Linked DNA regions of Homo sapiens: region 2 is linked to region 1. Evidence: chromatin loops called from intact Hi-C (ENCODE). Cell type or tissue: gastrocnemius medialis. All regions are shown on one strand. Links, peaks and the distances in the headings refer to the core of each region. The heading gives the core; the rest is flanking DNA. Region 1 overlaps LOC107984918 (a long non-coding RNA gene). Region 2 overlaps PRDM2 (PR/SET domain 2).

Region 1 (5,375 bases), core at 102-5,101:
TAAAGTATCGAGCCTGACTTGGCACAGTGGCTCACGTCTGTAATCTCAGTACTTTGGGAGACTGAGGCAGGAGGATAACTTGAGCCCAGGAGTTTGAGACCAGCCTGGGCAACATAGTGAGACCCCCAATCACTGCAAAAAGTAAAAAAAAAAAAAAAAAAAAAAAAAAAAAATTAGCCAGGTGTGGTAGCATGTGCCTGTAGTGCCAGCTACTTGGGAGGCTGAGGTGGGAGGAGCTCTTGAGCCTGGGAGGTTGGGACTGCAGTGAGCCATGATTGCCCCACTGGACTTCAGCCTGCGTGACAGAGTAAGAACCTATCTCTAAATAAATAAATAAGAAAGAATGAATGAATAAAAAGATTGGCCCTTATAGAGGTTCCATTTTAGTGGTGGAAAGTAGCGTGAATAAGTAAACAAACCAGCAAGCTGAGAAATGCCAGGGGGTAATAATAAACAAGTTGAAGCCAGGAAAAGAAGGGAAGCAACTTAGGAAGACAAGGGAGATTGACTGGAGAAAGATATGAGGTCAGTGAATGCCAGTTTGGGGAGGTGACATATGGGCTGAGAAAGCCCAAATGACCAAATGGCACCAACCATGCCAGGAGCTGGGAAGGAAGTACTTCCAGTGGAGGGCACAGCAAAGGGCAAAGCTCTGGTGGTGGAAACAAACATGAGGAATTGCATGTATGAAAAGACTAGAGTGTGGTGAACCAAGAGAAGAGGGGTCCCAAATTAGGGGGGTGGGGGAAGGAACACGGAGCCAGGCCATGCAGGATCTGGTGGGCTCTTGTTCCAAGTTCCTTAGTGTATCAGTTAGCTATTGCTGTGTAACAAATTACCCCCTTTTAGCAGTTTTAAACAAAACACATTTCAAAGCTCACAGTTTCTGCAGGTCAGGAGTCTGGGAAGGCTTTCTCTGGGTCTTCTGCTTCAGGGAGTGTCACAGGTTGCAGTCAAGGTGTTGGCTGGGCTGTAGTCTCTCTGGGTTCAACTGGGGAAGGCCCCACTTCAAGCTCCCGTGGTTGTTGGCAGGATTCAGCTCCTCAGGGGGCTATTGATCTGAGCACCCCCAACCCTGTTCCTCACCATGAGGGTCTCTCCAACAGAATAGCTTTCCTCATCAAATTGTGCAGGAGACAAATCGTTCAGGGAGATGACACAGTCTACCCACAAGACAGAACCTGAACACAGAATTGACCTTCATTGCCTCTGCCATATTCTATTTGTTAGAAGCAAGTCAGGGTCCCACCTCCACTCAAGGAATACCTGGAGGTGGGGATCATTGGGGGTCATCTTAGAAGGCTGCCTGCCACTCACAGGAAGTCACTGGAGGTGTCTAAGCAGGGAGGTGACTTGATCTGACGTGTATTTTCAAAGGGTCACTTTGGCTTCCTTAAGTATTGTGTGGGTGGGGGATGGGCAAGAGTGGGAGCCAGCTGGCCAGCCAGCGGCTGCTGTAAAAGACGATGCTGGTTTGGGTTCAGGAGGTAGTGGTGGAGATGCAGAGTAGAGGCAAGGGGGGCTTGCCAGTGGATCCAGAGAGGGTCACACAACGAGGAACTGGGGATGACTCCCAGGTTTCCCAGGGCTTGCAACTTGTACCTATGGGAGGATGGCGCTTTGGATTCTCGTTTTTCTCCTCCTGAGACAGACAGGGTGAAACTCTCTCCACCCTCCTCCAACCCTACCCAAGGTCGCACACTTGCTGGATGGCTGGCCAGCATTAGGAGCCCCGGCTGTGAGCAGAGAGCAGATGTCTCCTTGTACCAGGCTGAGAGACTGACCCTGTGTCCTCAGTCTCATTAGCCTGCCCACGCTCAGACCAACCAAGCTAGCGGGCCAGAGGGAGGGAAGCCGCGCCCCCATAACTGTGATCACAAAGTCAACCAGAGCTGGAGAGGGCTCAGGGGTATGTGTGTCTGTGTCTGTCTCAGATGGGCTACACGTGGAGAAGGGAGTGGTTCAGGGCAGGGAGAGTTACTACAGCTGACCCTAGAATGTTAGGGCATCACTAGTCAGTATATTCCAGAGAAACAAACACGTCAGCTCTTTATCTGAGGAATATCTGTCTACACGAAACCTTTATTTGCTCCATGTGGAAAGAGAGAGAAATAGATCATCATGCAGTTACCATGTATTGTGTTTCCACTACGTGTAGGTCTCACTGCTAAGCCCTCAACAGACACCTCATTTCATCCTCGTAACAACCCCGTGAAATAGACATTACTATTATCCCATTTCCTAGATGGGAAAACTGAGGCTTAGAAAAGTTAAACAACTTGCCCAAGATCTGTTTAACTTCAAACCCACATTCCCAACGGCTACCACCACCCTGGCTCCCATTTAGGCTGGTGAAAGATTCATTTCCTGCTTCCAGAGGCAAAACTAGGGGCGGGAGTTTTTCTTCTAAAACGTGGGGTCCAGCCTTGCTCCAGAGAGTAAACTGCGTTGAGAGAAGCGCTCAGTTTTGAGCAGTGCGAGCCGCAGGTGGTGCTCCCTAGCGGTGGTAGCTAAAAAGGGCAGCGGCCGTGGGACGGGAACATGGAGCTGCTGTTGCAGCCAGTTAACGGGCTGGTGACAAAGTCGCAATTGTGTCTGTGGAGCAGGGAGCCTGTTCCATCGAGGCAGGCTGCCCCAAGTAAAAGGCTAGAGAGTGTCTCCTTTCCTGGGGCCCATGAGATGTCCTCACGCTCCCTGGCCAGGCCAGTCAGGTGCTGATCAGAGGTGAAATACGCCAGTAACGCAAATGACATCACCAGACACCAGCCATACTCTTATTCAAACCTAGCATTTGCACCTAAATTCAACTTCTGCACATAAAATACTGGCAGCATCTTGTTTACGACTTAAGGCATAGGATTTTGGCTAATTTAGATGTCAGTCTGGTGAACAAAGGGGGATATTCTTCTTATTGAATTTTTCTTGCTTACAGCAACCTGGCATCGCGTGGTGGGTTTCCTGGGGACCGCCTTGCACATAGCTTCCCAAGGCCCAACCTCATGGGAAATTGGACAGGGATGGAGAGTGAGACATGACGTGCTCTGTAGTTCGGAGAACACAGGGAGGAGTGAGGATTCCGCTGGGGGTGGGGGATGGGGAAGGCATGACGTCAGGTGTTTAAATCATAGGGATACCTTGGGTATTTGCCACGCTCCTGCTTTGAGCCTTTTGAATAGGAATTACAAAGTGTGCAGACTCTGAGAATACATACGGAGACAGAGCTGACAAGTGGAATCTCTCAACGTTCCTCCCTGTTACCTGCAATGTTTGTTACCTGCAATGTTTGCCCTCAAGGGTAAGAGATTCCCTTCCTGGAGAGGGGGTGAGTGGGTGAATTGGTGAATGGTGCAGGTGGGGACTCAGAATGCCTGTGTTCTATTTCTAGCGCCTATCACTGACTCATATTGTGACCTTGCTGAGGTCATGGCTCTGTTTTATTTGTTGGGGGAAAAATTTAGAGGTGGCAAAGCTTGTATTTCCCCCAAGGGATGGGAGCTCTGGAATCTGAGATACCTCCCTGCTCCCTACAAAGCCCAACCATGTCTAGTTCTGCTGATATTAATGAAAAGAATGCTTACATTTGGATCCAAGGAACTTTGGGGGACACTCGAGGAAACAAATTGTTCCTGCCATCGCAAGATTTGTGGCCACTTTTATTGGCAATATTTCTCCAAAGACCTTTCAAATCATGTTCCCATACAAATACTTCCCCATGCGGCCCTCACGTTGTCTGTGGAAAGGAAGAAGAAAGGTATTTTTTCATTAGTTTCAGGATGAGGAAATCAAGGCTAGGAGTGGTATTTCTCAATAGGTTTGTTACCAAGAGCCCCTCTTAATATTTTAGTACCATGCATTCCCCTGTTTTGCAAGTCCTTGTCAACTAAATACTTGCATTTATTCAGTAGAAATTCATCTCTGTTTTTCTTAAAGTCACCTATGAATGCCGGTTCTGCACAAAAGGACTAGTGCTACCATTAAGTTCACTGGCAAGAATTGCAGTATTTAATCCGGGAGACCTCCTCAAAGATAAAGGCCTAATTTTCACCAGACTTTTTTAAATTTTGAAAAGACCTCCTCTTCATAGTATCTGGGGACCCAGGCTAAGAAGTCCCCAGAGAGATCAAGTGGCTTGTGAAAGATTCTGTGGCTAGTGGTGGGGCCAGGACCAGACCCAGGGTCTTGATTCATATAGGTCAGTGCTCCAGCCAACCAGACCACTTGGCAGGGAGGGCTTGTGTACACACCCAGACATACAGACACGCGGGCATGCACGTGCAAGATGGCAGCCCAACCAAATGCGGGTGTCATGAAACCATGATGCTAAGGGCTCAAACCAGTAATAGGTTCCCCTCAGTACAGGAGGGAGCAGGCAGAACCAAGCCTGAGATTGGCAGAGTGCAACAGTTCGGTTCAGGCTGCTTTTGCAGAGTTGCAAGGGTGGGAGATGTGTTTATTCTGCCACCTGCCTGCACTTTGTGTGACTCTTCAATAATTTATACATCATTTATGTAGGCAGAAGCATTTTCATCCACTCTGGGAGCATTCAGACCACTCCTCCCGACACCTGCCTCTTCAAGAGCATGAGACTGGGGTGGGGAAGCTGAGCCCTTGAAGTTGGGGATGGCAATGGCAAATTGGGCACCCTGGGAGAGTGGAGACAGAGACGGAGAACTGAGGGAGGTCTGGCTTAGTGGCCTGGAATGTAAGTAGGGGAAAAGCTGCAGGACTCCAGGTGCCTCAAAGCTTCCCCCTGGGTCTCCCCCGCCTCTTCCCCAGGGCTCCTGCAAATATGCTCATCTGTTGAGCCCTTGGCTCCATCCCAGGGGATCAGTTTTTTCATCCCATGGCTCAGAGGCATCAAGTCGGCCTGTACCTTTGGAAGAAGGCCGAGGGCTTAGCTTTATGGCTTCAGAATCCGAGGCTCCACCAATCCCCAGCATGGCCAGGGGCCAGGGAAGGGTCTCTGGGAGCCTGCTGCCCAACAGCTGTTCCCTGGGTTATTTTGGTCTAGTGGGAGTCTGTCAATTCTAGGGCATTTGGACCAAAATAGCCAACAGCGGGACAATCTCTTGGTAGCTCTGTGGGGACCCCTCCCCATATAGAAGTTTCTAGAATGAGGTGGGACAGAAAGAAAGGAGTTTGGCATCGGGGTGGTGAAGAGGGAATTTTCCTGCCAGTGTCAGAGGCTGACATCAGCATTTCCTCACTGTCCTTTCATCTCAGCCTTGGCACGTTCCTGACTGCCTCCCTAGGCTATCCAAGGTGGGGTTTTGAGGGGGAGAGAGGAAAAGATAATTTTTGAACTTTGTTCTTGACTTCTTGGTCCTCCCCCAAAGCTGATGAGATATATATTACCTTTTTCCATTTCACAAATG
Region 2 (5,375 bases), core at 241-5,240, 280 kb before region 1:
CAAATACCTGGCACTCCAGAACCACTCGCCTTCCTGCATACAAGGCAGACATGGGTCACTTAGCCAGCCCTCTTTCCCTGAGTGTGAACCCAGCTTCAGAATCCAGTTCTATGCAGCACCCTGGGCAACTGCTCCCCCTACACAAATGGAAACCTGCTGGTCAACCCTGGCTTGGAAAGACTTCTGTGAAAATAGAAGGGGGAGAAGTTGACCCTAGAGAGTAGGTTCATCCATCCTCTGGGCTGTTCAGTATCTAGATCTGCTCCTTCTCTAACAAAGCTGGAGGGATGAGGCTCCAACCTTGGTAAAAACGAGGCCTGGCCGAAACCTCAGACATGCTGGTTTCCCAAGAAGATACAAAATGGGTTCATCCCAGGAAGAACAAAGACATCCATTCACCCGCAACACAGTTTTCAGCTCCTTCAAATCTGCTGGTGCTTCTTGTCCAGCAGACAAGGTGCTTACAAGTCACATTCTTTGCTGCTTAAAGGCCATGCCACTAGAAGGCGGCACAGGGGCGTGACCAGGGGCTCCCTTCTACCTCCTCACGCCTAGATCCACAGACGAGAGGTAGCACAAACTCATGATTAAGAGATGAGACAGACTGCCTGGACTTGACTCCTGGCTCCACCTCCTACCATCTGTGACTTCAGGCAAATTGCTTGACTTCCCTGTGCCTCGGTTTCCCCATTTGTAAAATGGGAGAACATGAAATTATTCATAGGGCTCTTTTGAAGATTAAATGAGGTAATACATGGAAAGCCCTTTATTTACATCGTGGCCAGCAAGCATTATCGGTGATCATCCTTACATTATTATTGTTTCAGCAAAGCGAGGTTATTTGGTTTTCATGGTTTGACAGAGCTAATGAAATGCTTTCTTCTTAACTTACCTTTTAAAAATTGACATTGAAATTCAAAACCAAAAGAAATAGAAAGTTACAGGGAGGGGGTGATAGAATAAGAATGAATCATCTTTTTTCTCACTTTGAATTGGAAAATGATTTCTTGTCTTACAGCTCACTTCTCTTTAGTTCTGATGGGTGGGAGCATCTGCTATAAGAAGGAAGCAGCTCTGGTCCACAGAGGAACAGCTCTGGCCTGGCAAAGACACAGCAAAGGTCCTTGGTGCCACTGGTAGCCAAACCAGGAGTTACAGGCCACTTGAGAGCTTTCTCTCTGGGCAGAGGCAGGAGATAATGAGGGAATGTTCTGGCTACTACAACTCACGCTGTCATGAAATCTTATACATGGCATGCCAGGCTCAACTTTTCATCAGATTCAAACTGAGATTAGAGAGGACATCAGTCAGTCATAATAGTGATGCTGACAGCAGCTGACGTTGACAGCACTCACTGGGGTGAACAGCATCTGTGGTCCTTCCAGGCTGCTCTAAAGTTGTCTTCGTGGCAATTCTTTGTGGTCAGATTGATTACTGCCCTTCCACAGAAAGGAAAACGGGCTCGGAGAGGTTGAGTAACTTGCATAGATTACGCTTACAGAACTACACATGATAAAGCCAGAATTCAAATATTTTATTCAACAAATATTTATTGAGCAGCTACTACATGCCAGGCTCCATTCTATTAATAGATGCTGGGAACGCAGCAGTGAAGAAATCAAAGTTCCTGCCTGGGTAGAACTCTCATCTAAGAAGGGGGAGACATAGAGTAAACAAACATAATGAGTCCATAACAGAATGTACAGAAGGCTTAAGGGTCTTGAACAGTAAAGCACAGCAAGTAGAGGGATGAGGGACCAGGCAGTGTGACAGATCGATGGTCAGGAAAGGCTTCTTGGAGGAGGTGCCAGCTGATCAGCCTTCCAGGTCCAGAGCCAATGCCCGTACCTACATTCCGCTGCCTGTCATGAAAACAGTAGAACCTCAACCCCGGCTAGTGCTGGCCTGCACCTCACCATCTCTTCTGTGGAATGCAAGTGGCCTTCAGGAAATTCTGAACTTGGAATTTCCATTTCTATGTAATCATGGCAGACCAGGCTGAACTGAAGCTCTGTCTCAACTTGCATTGCTCCCATGAGGGGCCCTGGTCTCAGACTGAGAAAGGCTCCAGGGATCCCAGGAGAATCAATGTCTGGAGCTCCCCAGGTACCAAGCTTGTCCGACCTGCAGCCCACAAGCTGCATGCAGCCCAACACAAATTCATAGACTTTCTTAAAACACTAACTTTTTTTTTTGCGATATCTTTCTTTTGTTTTAGCTCATCAGCTTTCATGTTACTATATTTTATGTGTGACCTAAGACAGTTCTTCCAACGTGGGCCAGGGAAGCCAAAAGATTGGACATCCCTGCTCTATGCTCTCCATGAGCCGGGACTCAATTGCTCCGCACTTACCTAGATAGAAAAGAATACATCATTCTAGAAGCCTTTAGGAGTGTTTTAAAAATTCTGACAAAGCTCTAGCCTCACCAAAGGATAGAACCACCCACTCATGAAATTAATAGAAACTTATGTTTCTCAGTTCCCACAAAGGGCTTTTTTCTCTTTCAGGGCTTTTGAAAAGTGAGTCGTTTCTGCAACAGCCTCGTCCCCAAGTTCTTTAGTGATCACCATCATCCAAGTTCCCCACATGCTGCCCCTTTCCACCCGGGGCCGGCTACTAAGACCTGGCAATTTCCTTAGCGGTGCCTCCCTAGGTCTGTTTTTGTGAGGACTTGAGCACCTGACGCGGATTAAGCGTCCACTGTCATCACCAGCGCCACCACAGCCATCAGCCATTGGATCCTCACTGGGAACACATGCTGCCTTCTGTAACGCGCACGGCATGTGGCAGGTGGGGGGCACAGAGCTCCCCTACAGGCCAGGAAGCTGGTCACTCTGTGGGCAGCATGCCCTGCCACTCAGTAACTAACAGCACCCAGGTAAGGAACACCTAGATGGGAAGGCATTCAATGCCCATGTTCTTCCCATGATCCTACACACACTCTCTGCAGTAAAACTGCTCTCTGGCCATCAGCATCTCATTTGGGGGACACAACAGTTATGTACATGCAAGTCTCTCTAAAACCCAAGGGCACAGTGATTAGGTGGTTTCAAATTGTAGTTGAGCTTGGCTCTGGAACCAGATGGCTGGGTTTGGGGTCTCCACTTGTAGCCATGGGACATAATTCAAGTGATGTTGCCTCTCTCCGACTCGGTTAATCTATCTGTAAATGAGAATACCATCTCCGTCAGATGTGGGAGAGCTCAAAATGTAAAGCACTCAGAAAGGTGCCCCACGCGCTGGAAAGGCCAGTGACACTCCAGGCGCATCCTCAACTCCCTCCATGGTGGTTAGCTACACCCCGAGGGTCCTCTAAGAGTCCCAGGACAAAGTCCTTCAGATCTACAGCCTGACACTTTGATGATTCAGATTGGCTGTTGAAAGATGTTTTCTGAATGGCTGGCTGACTGAATCACAACAGGAGAATGTGCCTGAATTCACAAGTCCAATAATAGCCTGGAAATAGAAGCCATCTGAAAATGTTCTAAACTCTAGCTGGGTTGGCAAGGATTGGATGCGATTATAAAAAGCAAGTGAGAAGAGAATGTTACCGCAAGGAAAATTGAATCCATGAGTTTTAAATAACTTCATTCCAATAAAAAAAATTAAAGTATATTTTGGGCCAATGATTAAATGCTACGACAAATTCAACTGCTGTACACTGAAATTGTTTTTAAGTTAAAAAATTAAAATACCCATAACTGTCTCCTAAGGCCTAAATGCCCTTTTGTTAACTTACCTGTGCCACAAATTCCAGGTTTTTTAAAGTGAGTCCTATTTTAAATGTACATTTAGATTTAATGCTAAGACTCAGTAGATGTAGGATTCCAGATTGTATCATAGGCTCCTGTTTAAACATGAATAAGGAAATATTCTTAGCTTAAATATGTTCTGAATCAGAACACAAACCTGGGCTTTAAAATTCACCTGTAGCTTTCTGTGGTTGCTGAAATGACACTCCAGTTCTTTCTCCCCTCACTGAGTAACTCAGGTGGCACCTATGAAAGGGTGTTCAGAAACATGGCTTGTTCTGTTGACTTCCTGCCATGGTTTATTAGCTGGACATGGGAAGGCACATTTAGGCACCAGTCTTCCGTAAAATGTTTATGGTCTCCAGAATGTCCACCTGAATTTCTATTTTAAAAAAGAGTTGAAAAGAAATCCAGCTGACATAAGGAAGGCAGAAATGCAGGCATGTGCAAATCCTATTACCCGCAACAGGTCGACAAGTTTATTTTAATAAAAGTATTTCTGGGTACCTTTTAATGACTCACAATTAAATGCAATTTTTGCAACTGCAAGTAATTTAATGTAGAGTGATGATGGTTTCCTCAATTCTTAATCTAGAAAACTAAATGAAACCTACACACCCCCTCCAGGTTCTAATCCTATACTTTAAAAATAAGGTATCGGCAGAACGTAAATACCTGTTTGTTTTGCATGTAACAAACACACTATTTGCTGAAGTCGGGAGGCAGCCTAGACCAACTTTCTTTTTGGGTTAATGCCCAGCAGCTCAAGGTTCTCCGCCGGTATCTGAGGAGATGCTTGAGGATCCCAGGGCCTTTAGAATCATCTCCAAAATCAAAGGGTATTACTATAATGAGCTTGGCTTCTGTTAAACAGTCACGTTGCCGTTGATGAACCACATGGCTCTATAAAAGCCAGCTTGATTGACCTGAACTAATTGGTCTGTGATGGGGGTAGAAGTTTATTCCACAGTGAGAGGGAAACTAAAAGCAAATGGGTCCAGGAGCAACTCCTGACTAATAAAGGCTCGCTGCACCAGGAAGATTTCCTTACCCACAAATGACTGTTCCACTTGTTCACTAATGCTTGGAAAAGCTTTTATGGAGAAGGTACTGCGTCCTGTTTTCTATATTTAGAAGAAATAAAATCCCTTAAAAAAAAAAAACCCTACCTATAAAAACGATGGACTGCACAGTGTAGCTTGGAGTTCAAATCCCAACTTGCCACCTTAGAGTTGTGTGCCCTTGGAACAAAATCACTTTCCCCAAATCTGTTTCTCCATCGGTAAATGACACCAACCTCAGGCTGTCATTGCCAAGACTTGTAGATGCTCAGCAGAGTACCCAGCAAACAGCAGGCATTGGAAAGCCAGACTGAATCCACCCTAAAGCTTCTCAGATCATTTCCACCACCACTCAGAGGAAGCGGCACAAGGGCAGAAGGGGGGGAGGGAGGAAGTGACATGACCCTGTGTAGGTGGCAGCAAGGATCGGGCCTAGGGGCCTGGGACTGCAGCACAGAGATCCATGGCACCAAGGAGCAGTTTCGCACTTTTTTCCCTACATGCCACCCACTCAAACCTCAAACCGTATTCAACTTCTATTTTGACATTAGATGTTCTGT

Evidence for each region. Hi-C counts contacts between places; a loop is a spot of excess contacts. Peaks named below come from ENCODE experiments on the same cell type or tissue, not always from the same donor. Only the 100,000 strongest peaks of a DNase experiment are listed, where the experiment ranks them.
Region 2: a loop joins it to region 1, with 2.6 times the contacts of the local background. A loop is called at or near these places in 1 of 110 quality-filtered maps.

Annotation. Positions count from the first base shown.
Region 1 is chr1:13,514,525-13,519,899 of GRCh38, reverse strand. LOC107984918 (a long non-coding RNA gene) reads right to left here. Exons shown (of 3, transcript XR_001737896.2): 2 at 5,356-5,375; 3 at 3,636-3,730. Among named protein-coding and RNA genes, the nearest start is that of LRRC38, 3.2 kb to the right of the region's middle. In gastrocnemius medialis, for the core only: a CTCF peak has its summit at 2,474 (motif pointing left); a DNase peak (open chromatin) is centred at 2,529; H3K27ac peaks cover 2,102 bases.
Region 2 is chr1:13,790,657-13,796,031 of GRCh38, reverse strand. The region is part of intron 8 of PRDM2 (PR/SET domain 2); the gene reads right to left. Among named protein-coding and RNA genes, the nearest start is that of PRDM2, 93 kb to the right of the region's middle. RefSeq lists an enhancer at 2,751-3,251. In gastrocnemius medialis, for the core only: no CTCF peak of the experiment used is centred there; DNase peaks (open chromatin) are centred at 2,702 and 3,377; H3K27ac peaks cover 4,425 bases.